Regions from separate parts of the Homo sapiens genome. Here region 2 is linked to region 1. A link is a contact called in ENCODE POLR2A ChIA-PET data. All regions are on one chromosome and are shown on one strand. The core of a region is the stretch at or near the end of the contact, and the rest is flanking DNA. Distances in the headings are between cores, read along the strand shown. Region 1 holds the start of LINC01816 (long intergenic non-protein coding RNA 1816). Region 2 has its middle 48 kb from the start of ANXA4.

Region 1 (5,346 bases), core at 1,145-3,644:
ACAAAGCATTTTCTTATATAATGTCTCATCTAATCAACACAGCAACACTATGAAATAAGTTACTATTTCCATTTTACATTTGGGGAAATTAAGCTCAGAAAGGCCATGTGACATGTTCAAGATAACACATTTAGTGTCAGAGCTGGGACGTGGACCCGGGTCTTGGGACTCCCGAAACCATATCCTTTACCGTGGGCAAAGTGCTATGCTGAGGTCTTACCACACACATAGATGGCACTGGAAGAAGGGCAAGTATGGAACAGCACCCCAGGCAGAGTGGGCGATGCCACTGGTAAGATACAGAGAAAGTACTACACACAGTGGCGTTGCAAGGACAGAGCAGTTCCTCCCACAAAGGGCATGCAGTAGGCTTTGGGAAGAAACGTGGCCAAGTCGGGTCTTCAAAGGTGAATAGGATCTAGATATTCAGAATAAGAGGGCTTTCCACAGGCTCAGTGAATGGGAAAGGAAAGTGTGGCTGATTGGGGAAAGCGCTAGCACAGGGAGCAAGAGATGGGGCGTGGCTGGGGAGGAATGGAATTGTAATTCTAGCCTCACAAAGGCTAGAGCCAGCAGGGCCTTGGGATCATGTGGGGAGGAAACCAGAGATGTGTGGAACAATTTGCTGAAGGCAGAACCAGGCAGGGAAAGGGCAGGGTCAGGTTCGTACCCTTGCCTCTGGCCACCAGGGCCAATGCTCCTTCCCTGCAGTAAACCCGATTAATCTCCTCAAACTCAGGTGCCATTTCCTTGGAATAGTATTTACCGCGGGGCGCGGTGGCTCACGCCTGTAATCTCACGCTTTGGGAGGCTGAGGTGAGAGGATCCCTTGAGCCTAGGGGTTCGAGACCAGCCTGGGCAACATAGCGAGACCCTGTGGTTAAAAAAAAATTAAAATTAGCCAATAGTGGTGGCACGCGCCTGTAGTACCAGCTTCTTGGGAAGCTGAGGCAGGAGGATCACCTGTGCCCAGAGAGGGCGAGGCTGCAGTGAGCCATCATCGTGCCACTGTACTCCAGCCTGGGCGACAGTTCGAGACCTTTTCTCAAAAAAAGAAAAAAAAAAGTTGTTCAAGTTGTGTAGTGCACGGGAGGAAAGAAGTATGACAATAACATAGGACAGCAGCCGGCTCTTTTTTTCATCAGGATGTGGAGAGTGGGCGCCTTGGGAAGACGAAATTGAGTATGTGCGGGGGAGGGGTCATATGAAACAAGGTCGGGAAGGGGGCGGGGAGAGCTGGGGCTCTGGAGGAGCTTGGGGCTCGCGCTGCGGGGGAGGAAGCGCCTTCCGCGGTCGCTGGGGGGAAGTGGTTAGGAGGAAGCACGGGCAGTGGAGGGGACTGCTGGAGGGTCCCATCTGGGAAAGCAGGCACGGATGCGGGGACATTTCCGCCCGTCACCCTGGCAAAGCGCTCGCAGGGCTGGAGGGACAGAGTTCTCAGATCCAAGTAGAGAAAACCGGGAACGGTTCCGGCTCTGGGGACTGACATTCATCGCGGCAGTTTCTGGTGGCAAAACAGAGGAAACAAAGGAATGATGAAATGAACTGAGCTGCCTTCATGCCCCGGATGAATGTTCAGCCATTAGAAAAGAGTGAATCCCAGCTGGGATTTGGGGTTCCACGGTGTACTAGAAAAGCAAAACAAAGAGAAGCGCCTACTAGATGCCATCTTGGAAAACAAAAGCAAACGTGTGTGTGTGTGTGTGTGTGTGTGTGTGTGATGTTACATGGGCATGGGGAAATTACGGAAGTAAATACTAATGCTTGTGGCCGGGCGCGTGGCTGACGCCTGTAATCCCAGCACTTTGGGAGGCCGAGGCGGACGGATCACGAGGTCAGGAGATCGAGACCACGGTGAAACCCCGTCTCTACTAAAAATACAAAAAGTTAGCCGGGCGTAGTGACGGGCGCCTGTAGTCCCAGCTACACGGGAGGCTAAGGCAGGAGAATGGCGTGAACCCGGGAGGCGGAGCTTGCAGTGAGCCGAGATCGCGCCACTGCACTCCAGCCTGGGTGACAGAGCGAGACGCCGTCTCAAAAAAAAAAAAAAAAATACTAATGCTTGTGTAAATTGGGATGGTGGAAAATGAGGAAGAGGGCGGCAGGGGAATCCTTAGTACTTACAGAGAAAACGGAGCAAGTGTACAAGCACGCCAACCCCCCCGGTGCCCAAGCTCGGCGCTCACGCGGCTAGGATGACGCCCGTGGGACGCCCCAGGGGCCCTGCTCGCAGCCACTCTGCTCAGGGTCATTTATAGTCTCTCCGTTCTTTGTTAAATAAAGACGGTGAGACACGGACGGGCTGGAGCCGGCAGGGGTAGTGGAGGGCAGAGGGGACGGGTCGGGGCGCCCCTCGCTCCTGCCACGCTGCCGCCGCCCCAGACAAAGACAGCTGCGTACGGCGGGAGCGCAGGGGCGCCTGCGCGCAGGGCCTAAATCGCCTGTCCCGTCTCCCCCTGACGCCCACACACCCAAGCGGCAGCCCACTCCCCTTCTACCCCGCAGCCATTTGCTTCCCACCCCTTGATTTTCTTTTTTCTTTTCCCCTCCCCTCAGCATCCCCCCAACCTCCTCTGATACACTTTGGCTAATTGTCTAATGAATTTACCTATTCTAGGTATTTCGTATAAGTGGAATCATATAATATTCGTCCTTCTGTGTCGGCTTATTTTGCTTAGTACAAGGTTTTTTATTTTTTATTTTTTTTTCTTTGAGACACGGTCTCGTTCTGTCGCCCAGGCTGGGGCACAGTGGCGCTCAGCTCACTGCAACCTCCACCTCCGGGTTTCAAGTGATCCTCCCACCTCAGCCTCCCAAATAGCTGGGACTACAGGTGCGCTGCCACCACTGCCTAGCTAATTTTTGTATTTTTGGTAGAGACCAGGTTTCGCCATGTTGCCCACGCTGGTCTCCAGCTCCTTAGCTCAAACGATCCTCCTGCCACAGCCTCCCAAAGTGCTGTAATTACAGGCGTGTGAGCCACCATGCCCGGCCACTTAGCATAATCTTTTCAAGGTTCATCCCTGCTGCAGCACGTATGAGAACTTCATTTCTTTTATTGTATTTGTGGTAATATGTACACAACATAAAGCTTATTTTAATCAATTTTTAAGTGTACAGTTTAGTGGCACTAAATAGTCACGTGGTTGTGCACTCACCACCATCATCCATCTCTAGAACTCTTCCATCATCCTAAACTGAAACTCTGTACCCGTGAAACAACTCCCTCATTCCCCTCTACCCAGCTCCTGGCAACCACCATTCTACTTTCTGTCCCTGTGCACTTGGGAGCATCACCTTTCTGGGACATCTGCAACGGTTCTCTGGAGGATTGTCTCCCCTTTTTTAAAAATTTATTTTCTTTTCTTTCTTTCTTTTTTTTTTTTGGTAGAGAAGGGGTTTCACTTCATTGCCCAGGCTGGTGTCCAACTTCTGGGCTCAAGGAATCTGCCTGCCTTGGCTTCCCAAAGTGTTGGGATTACAAGCATGAGCCACTGTGCCCCGCCTGTGGTCTCATTTTGGAGGGCAAGAGGGATAGAGATAGCCATAACCTGGAGAATATTGAGATGTGGACAACAAGGATGACAAAATTTGGTCCTATGAGAAATCATCTGTGAGGAAGAGTGGAGAGAACTGAGCTTGTTCAAGACAGTGAGGTCCTGGGATGATCTCAATTCATGTAAGAAAACCAGGAAGCAAGGAGGTTTCAGTTTATCAACAGATTTAAAAGGCGCAAGCCTTTTGATATAACTAGAGAAGAGAAGACTCAGGTGATCACACAGACTGTCTTCACCCAAGTGAAGGATGATTATGTAGGAAAGTGGATAGAAGATGCTGTCAACAGAAATGTAAACAGAATCATGTTAACAATTTTTCAGTAGGCACTTTTTTTTTTTTTTTTGAGATGGAGTCTTGCTCTGTTGCCCAGGCTGGTGTGCAGTGGTGCGATCTTGGCTCACTGCAGCCTCCTGGGTTCAAGCGATTCTCCTGCCTCAGCCTTCCGGGTGGCTGGGATTACAGGCATGCCATCATGCCCGGCTAATTTTTGTATTTTTAGTAGAGACAGAGTTTCACCTTGTTGGTCAGGATGGTCTCAAAACTCTTGACCTCAGGTGATCTGCCTGCCTCAGCCTCCCAAAGTGCTGAGATTACAGGCGTAAGCCATCACACCTGGCCAATTTTTAAATTAATAATGAGAGGCTGGGCATGGTGGCACACACCTGTGATTCCAGCTACTCAGAAGGCTGAGGTGGGAGGATCGTTTGAGCCCAGGAAGTTGAGGCTGCAGTGAGCTGTGTTCACACTAGTGCACTCCAGCCTGGGTGACAAAGCAAGACCCTGTTGAAAAAAAAATTTTTTAATAATGAGATATCTGACATTCTTTTTTTTACACTTGGTCTCTGAAATCAGGCTGGCTACATGTGAAGTGCTCTATAGCTACCTGCGGTCACTGTATTGGACAGTGCAGGGTTGGAAACTGGACTTAGGAGTCAGGGCTGGGTTCAAGCCCCACATTCCATCCCTTACTAGGCTGGGTAACTAGGCACATTACTTAGCCTCTCCTATTTCTGTTTCTTCATCTACAAAATGAAACTAAAAATAGTACCTACTTTATAGGGTAATTTTGTGGATTAATGGCACATGAAGCATATGGTGCATGTTCAGTAAATGTTGGCGATTATTAGCAGTAAATTTGGTGGTTATTGAATTAGTGACATTGCAGTATCACTGTTAGGGTGACCTCCATTCCCATCAGATGATGTGGCTTGAAGCTATTCCAAACGGGCAAGGTTAAAAAACAATAGGCAAACTGGGAAAACCTATTTGCAACACACATGAAAACAAAATGTTGTTATTCTTGCTATGTAGGAAGTGCTTGCAAATAAATAAGAAAATGAATACCAATGGAAAATTCAAAAGAAACAAACATCTGAAGTGATTTTTTTTAAAGACCCACTTTAAATAAGTTCAACTCTCCTTGGAATCAGACATAAAAATAAACAAAAGACATTTTTTGTTGTTGTTGAGTAACAGATCAACAGCCAGAATTTGGTGGCACCTAATATTGAAGAAGGTGTGGGGAGATACCTTCTCTTTTTAAATAAAGATTTCCTGAAGTTTCCATTGTTATATCTGACCACAGACTATCCAGAGAAACAAGCTGAGTTCTTGCTTCAAGGAGGAACTAGCCAGAGAGCCTTTTCTACCCACTTTTTCCCTTGTCCAGATAAAGCTAAACAGCCAACAAACCCCTCCTAGCAAGTTGACTTTTTTCTTGTCATGTGTGCAGACTCTGCACATTAGCTTTGCTAATAGTCCTTTACCACAGGTGTTGACATTTCACGT
Region 2 (4,942 bases), core at 211-2,710, 430 kb before region 1:
ATTACAGGCGTGAGCCACCGCGCCCAGACAACTCTTCATTTTTTTAAAGAAAATTTCAGAAGATTGCCTCAGGTGAAACCACAGTAAGGAGATCTAACATATGGCATTATAAAATATGAATTTGGGCATGATGATATGCATTATGCAATTTACCATGACATTTATAAAGTCAAGGGATTTAGGCCTAGAAGTGTCCATGAAAGATTCAATGCTTTAGGTCTTCATTTATTTGTTTGTGCTGTGCACTTGGTTTGGAATTCCCTTTCCCTGTATCATTTCATCCTAATGAACGCCTACTTATTTTTTAAGACTCAATGCTATTACCTCCTCTATAGTTCCATAACAGTATATATATTTCCTGTAACAATATTATGTTGTATTATAATTGTTTGCATATTGCCTGTTTTCTACTAGGCTGTCAGTTCTTTTGGGAGAGGAGCCCAGTCTTCATACCTCAGTGACTAACTTAAAAGACACTTGATGTTTATTAAGTGATGTCAGAGACCAACTAATCCAGTTCCTCTAAGTAGATGAAACTGAGGCCCAAAGGATTTCCATAAATTCAGTAATTCCACAAGTATATACTGAGTATTTACAATGTGCCTAGCGCTAGGTAAGGCTAAATGTCTTTAGTGTATTTTAAATATCATTTGGAGTATGCTTAATTTCCATTTGTCCAGAGATCAAAAGATAAATGCCAGCATCTCATGAATCCTCAAAGCAATATTGAATTATGTTCAGAATTGGTTTATATCAATTTATTTTATTGTACTCTAAGTGTGTATCACCCAAGAATGCAATCTGCATACTGCTAATGTGTGTGTGTGAGGTGGGGGAGGGATGGTCAGAGTGTTCAATGCCCAATATAATGCCCAATTTAGGAAACACTGGGTTATATTAGGTTAAATAGATTCTTCCCTGAACTTTCAACATGCTTGATAGTGACTAGTTAAATCTCCAAGAAGAGCATCTAATATGCACTGTTTCCCAAATTTATTTGCCTAGTGAACCTCCCCTTTTTTGTTGCTCCTATTAATAGCTGCCTGCAATGCAGTTCGGAAGAACATAGAGTTGGTCGGTGCAGTTCTTTGAAGAGTCCTCATCTGTGTTTAGTGAGGACTTCAAAGGGAAACTGTAAGCTCCCTGGGGAGGAAAGTGGATGGAAGGGGAGAAGGGAAGGCCGGAGAAGGAGCAGCTAACCAGGAAGACACGGGAGGTAGCAGGTCACTGTCTAGGGTCTAAGAGAGGGACAGGGGCCATAAGCAGACAACTGAGGAGCATGTTTCCATGCTAAGCTCAGTGAGACATTTGGGGCTCAAGCAGATGGGCTTTGGGGTCAAGAGATAAGGTGTTTCACAAGGAGAGCCAGGAGCACTTCTGCAGGAACATGCAGCATGTCTTCAGGCCTCTGGGGATTCCAGAGGACATGGCACCCTGCCTGCAGGTCCCCAAGGACTGCCACATGTCAGGGCCACAGTGTCTGTGGGGACAGGAGAGGAAGGAAATGAAGCAGGCACAAAGTAGGTTACTGAGTGGTTTCATCAACATCTGTGACACCCACTCCCAGGGGGTTCCTGGACATATTTGGGGTTAGGTTTAACAAGGGGCAGTAGCTATGGGGAACAATATTTGCAGGGCCCAATGCAAAATGACAACACAGGCCCCTTGTTTAGAGTTAAGAATTTCATGATTGTGACAGCTGAGCATTAAACCAAGCACCAGGCCCTTCTGAATGCAGACCTCTGGACAACTGTACAGGTTGCACACCCATGAAGCTGCCAGAGAGTTCTCAGTGGTCCTAAAGCCCACTTGAATCTCCTGGCTACTGTGGCCTGGAGAAACCAGGTTACGCATGGTTTATATAAAAAGTTGGTCTCCCTATTCCAACGTATCTGATTATCATGGAAACACTGTTTACCAGTTGCTATGGTCTGAATGTTTGTGTCTCCCCTCAACCCCTGCAACATTCATATTTAATCCCCAATGCAGTAGTATTAAGAAGTGGTGCCTTAGGAAGTGATGAGGTCCTAAAGTGAATGGGGTGAATGGGATTACTGCCCTGTGAGAGAGAACCAAGGGCGCTTGTTTGCCCCTTCCACAATGTGAGAACGCAGCAGGAAGATATCCTGTGAAGCAGAAAGTAAGCCCTCACCAGATACCACATCCGTTGGTGCCTTGACTTTGATCCAGAACAGTAAACAATACATTTCTTTTTTTTTTTTAATTATACTTTAAGTTTTAGGGTACATGTGCACATCGTGCAGGTTTGTTACATATGTATACCTGTGCCATGTTGGTGTGCTGAACCCATTAACTCGTCATTTAGCATTAGGTATATCTCCTAATGCTATCCCTCCCCCCTCCCCCCTCCCCCCACCCCACAACAGTCCCCGGTGTGTGATGTTCCCCTTCCTGTGTCCATGTGTTCTCATTGTTCAATTCCCACCTATGAGTGAGAACATGTGGTGTTTGGTTTTTTGTCCTTGCGATAGTTTGCTGAGAATGATGGTTTCCAGCATCATAACAATACATTTCTATGGTTTATAAAATACCCAGTCTATGGCAGCTCAGATGGACTAAGACACCAGTCATTCTGGGTAAACTTTGTTGTAAGATAAATTTATTTATTTATTGTTAAATTTTAAATATTTTCAGAGAGGGGGTCTTGCTATGTTGCCCAGGCTGGTCTCAAACTGCTGGGTTCAAGTGATCCACCTGCCTTGGCCTCCCAAAGTGCTGGGATTACAGGCGTAAGCCACCATGCCCAGGCTGTTATAAGATAAATTTAACCAGCCTAGGCAACATGGCGAAACCTCGTCTCTACAAAAAGTACAAAAATTAGCCGGCATGGTGGTGCATGCCTGCAGCCCCAGCTACTCAGGAGGCTGAGAGGTGGGAGTATCACTTGAGCCCAGGAGGTCGAGGTTGCAGAAAGCCATGATTGCGCCACTGCACTCCAGCTTGGGTGACAGAGCAAGACTCTGTCTCAAAAAAGAAAAAAAAAAAGTACACATTAAATTCCAGGAACATATTTAATGCAGAAATCCAGGCACATTCAAGCTATTTCCATATATAGTACTCACACCATAAACAGCATCCATTCTCCTCACGCTGAGAATCAAGGCAGATTTGCAGCTGCATTGCAGACGAGTATAACCTTTGACTTTGTCCTGGGGTTCATACCAGTATTCATTTGGTGCTGAGGCAGCACTCAGCACCCGTGCTGATTTCCCTCAAAAATGAAAAACAAACTCAGGTGGAAAATCTGGGCATGCAATGTCATTTGCTATTTTTGGAGATGAGGGAGAAAAAAGAAGTTGTGGAAAGTGTTGTAATAAGCAGCATAGAACAGCAGCCCATGAGTGTGAAATAAAACAACACCCGCATGCTCTTCTTGACAGTGATTGAATGGAAGCAACGAAGTGGAGGAGAAACCACGCTGGGGAGAGCTGGCATCCCCTTGGGAGAAGCCTTTCCAACAGTGGACTGAAAGCATGAGTTACCTTACCCTGTAAGATTAATCTCCAACCAAACAGCAATCTTACCTCTGAGATACAGGCATACCTCAGAGTTTATGTGGGTTTCAATCCCAACCACTGCAATAAAGCAAATATTTGGAATAAGTGAGTCACACAGATTTTTTGGTTCCCAGTGCATAGAAAGGTTATGTTTATACTATACTGCAGTCTATGAAGTGTGCAATAGCATTACGTCTTAAAAAAGTATATACCTTAATTTAAAAATACTTTTTTGCTAAAAAAAAATGTTAACAGTCATCTGAGCCTTTAGTGAGTTGAAATCTTTTTGCTAGTGGAGGATCTCATCTCAACACTGGTGACTGCTGACTGATCAGGGTGGTGGTTGCTGAAGGTTGGGTGGCTGTGGCAATTTCTTAAAATAATACAATGAAATTTGCCGCATTTATTGACTCTTCCTCTCACAAAAGATTTCTCTGTATTGTGAGATGCTGTTTGATAGCATTTTGCCCACAGGAGAACTCCTTTCAAAATTGGATTCCATCCTCTCAAACCCTTAGTTGATGCTTTATCAACTAAGTTTATGGAACATTCTCAATCGTTTCTTGTCATTTCAACACTGCTCACAGCACCTTCACCAGAAGCAGCTTCCATCTCAAGAAATCACTTTCTTTGCTCATCCACAGAAAGCAATTTCTCATCTGTTCAAGTTTAATCATGAGATTGCAGCAATTCAGTCACATCTCCAGGTACCACTTCTAATTCCAGTTCTCTTGCTATTTTCACCACATCTGCAGTGACTTGCTCCATTGAAGTCTCAGACCCCACAGTCATCCACGAGAGTTAAAATCAGCTTCCTCCAAACTCTGTTGATGTTGATAGTTTGCCCTTCTCTCATGAATCATGAGTATTTATAATAACATCTAAAATGGTGAATCCTTTCCAGAAGGTTTTCAATTTACTTTGCCCAGATCCATCAGAGGAATCACTATCTATGGCAGCTACAGCCTTACAAATGTATTTCTTAAATAACAAGACTTGAAAGTCAAAAATCACTCCTTGATCCATGGGCTACAGAATGGATGTTGTGTTAGCAGGCATGAAAACAACATTCAGCTCCTTGTACATCTCCATCAGAGTTCTTGGGTGACTAGGTGCATTGTCAAGAAGCAGTAATATATTAAAAAGGAATCTTTTTTATTTTTTGAGTAGTAAGTCTCAACAGCAGGCTTAAATTATTCAGTAAACCATGCTATAAACAGATGTGCTGTCATCCAGGCTTTGTTGCTCCATTTATACAGCACTGGCAGAGTAGATTTAGCATAATACTTAAGGGTCCTAGGATTTCCAGAATGGTAAATGAGCACCATGTTCAACTTAAAGTCACCAGCTGCATTAGTCCCTAACAAGAGAGTCGCCTGTCCTTTGAAGCTAGGCATTGACTTCTCTCTAGCTACGAAAGTCCT

Evidence for each region. ChIA-PET counts read pairs that join two places held with the same protein, here RNA polymerase II (POLR2A).
Region 2: POLR2A ChIA-PET joins it to region 1 with 13 read pairs in activated CD4-positive, alpha-beta T cell. The contact joins the enhancer-like site here to the promoter of LINC01816 in region 1. POLR2A ChIA-PET finds 5 or more read pairs at or near these places in 4 of 52 experiments (A549, H1, OCI-LY7 and 1 more).

The regions. Positions count from the first base shown.
Region 1 is chr2:70,122,922-70,128,267 of GRCh38, forward strand. It overlaps LINC01816 (long intergenic non-protein coding RNA 1816), which reads right to left and starts at 2,395. Exons shown (of 2, transcript NR_024444.1): 1 at 2,125-2,395; 2 at 1,115-1,504. RefSeq lists enhancers at 78-883, 884-1,689 and a silencer at 2,016-2,310.
Region 2 is chr2:69,692,156-69,697,097 of GRCh38, forward strand. It overlaps a transcript of ANXA4 not described here. Among named protein-coding and RNA genes, the nearest start is that of ANXA4, 48 kb to the right of the region's middle. Within about 2 kb of position 1,461, at least 7 of the 41 ENCODE cell types and tissues checked have a DNase peak (open chromatin) inside an H3K27ac peak, as active enhancers do.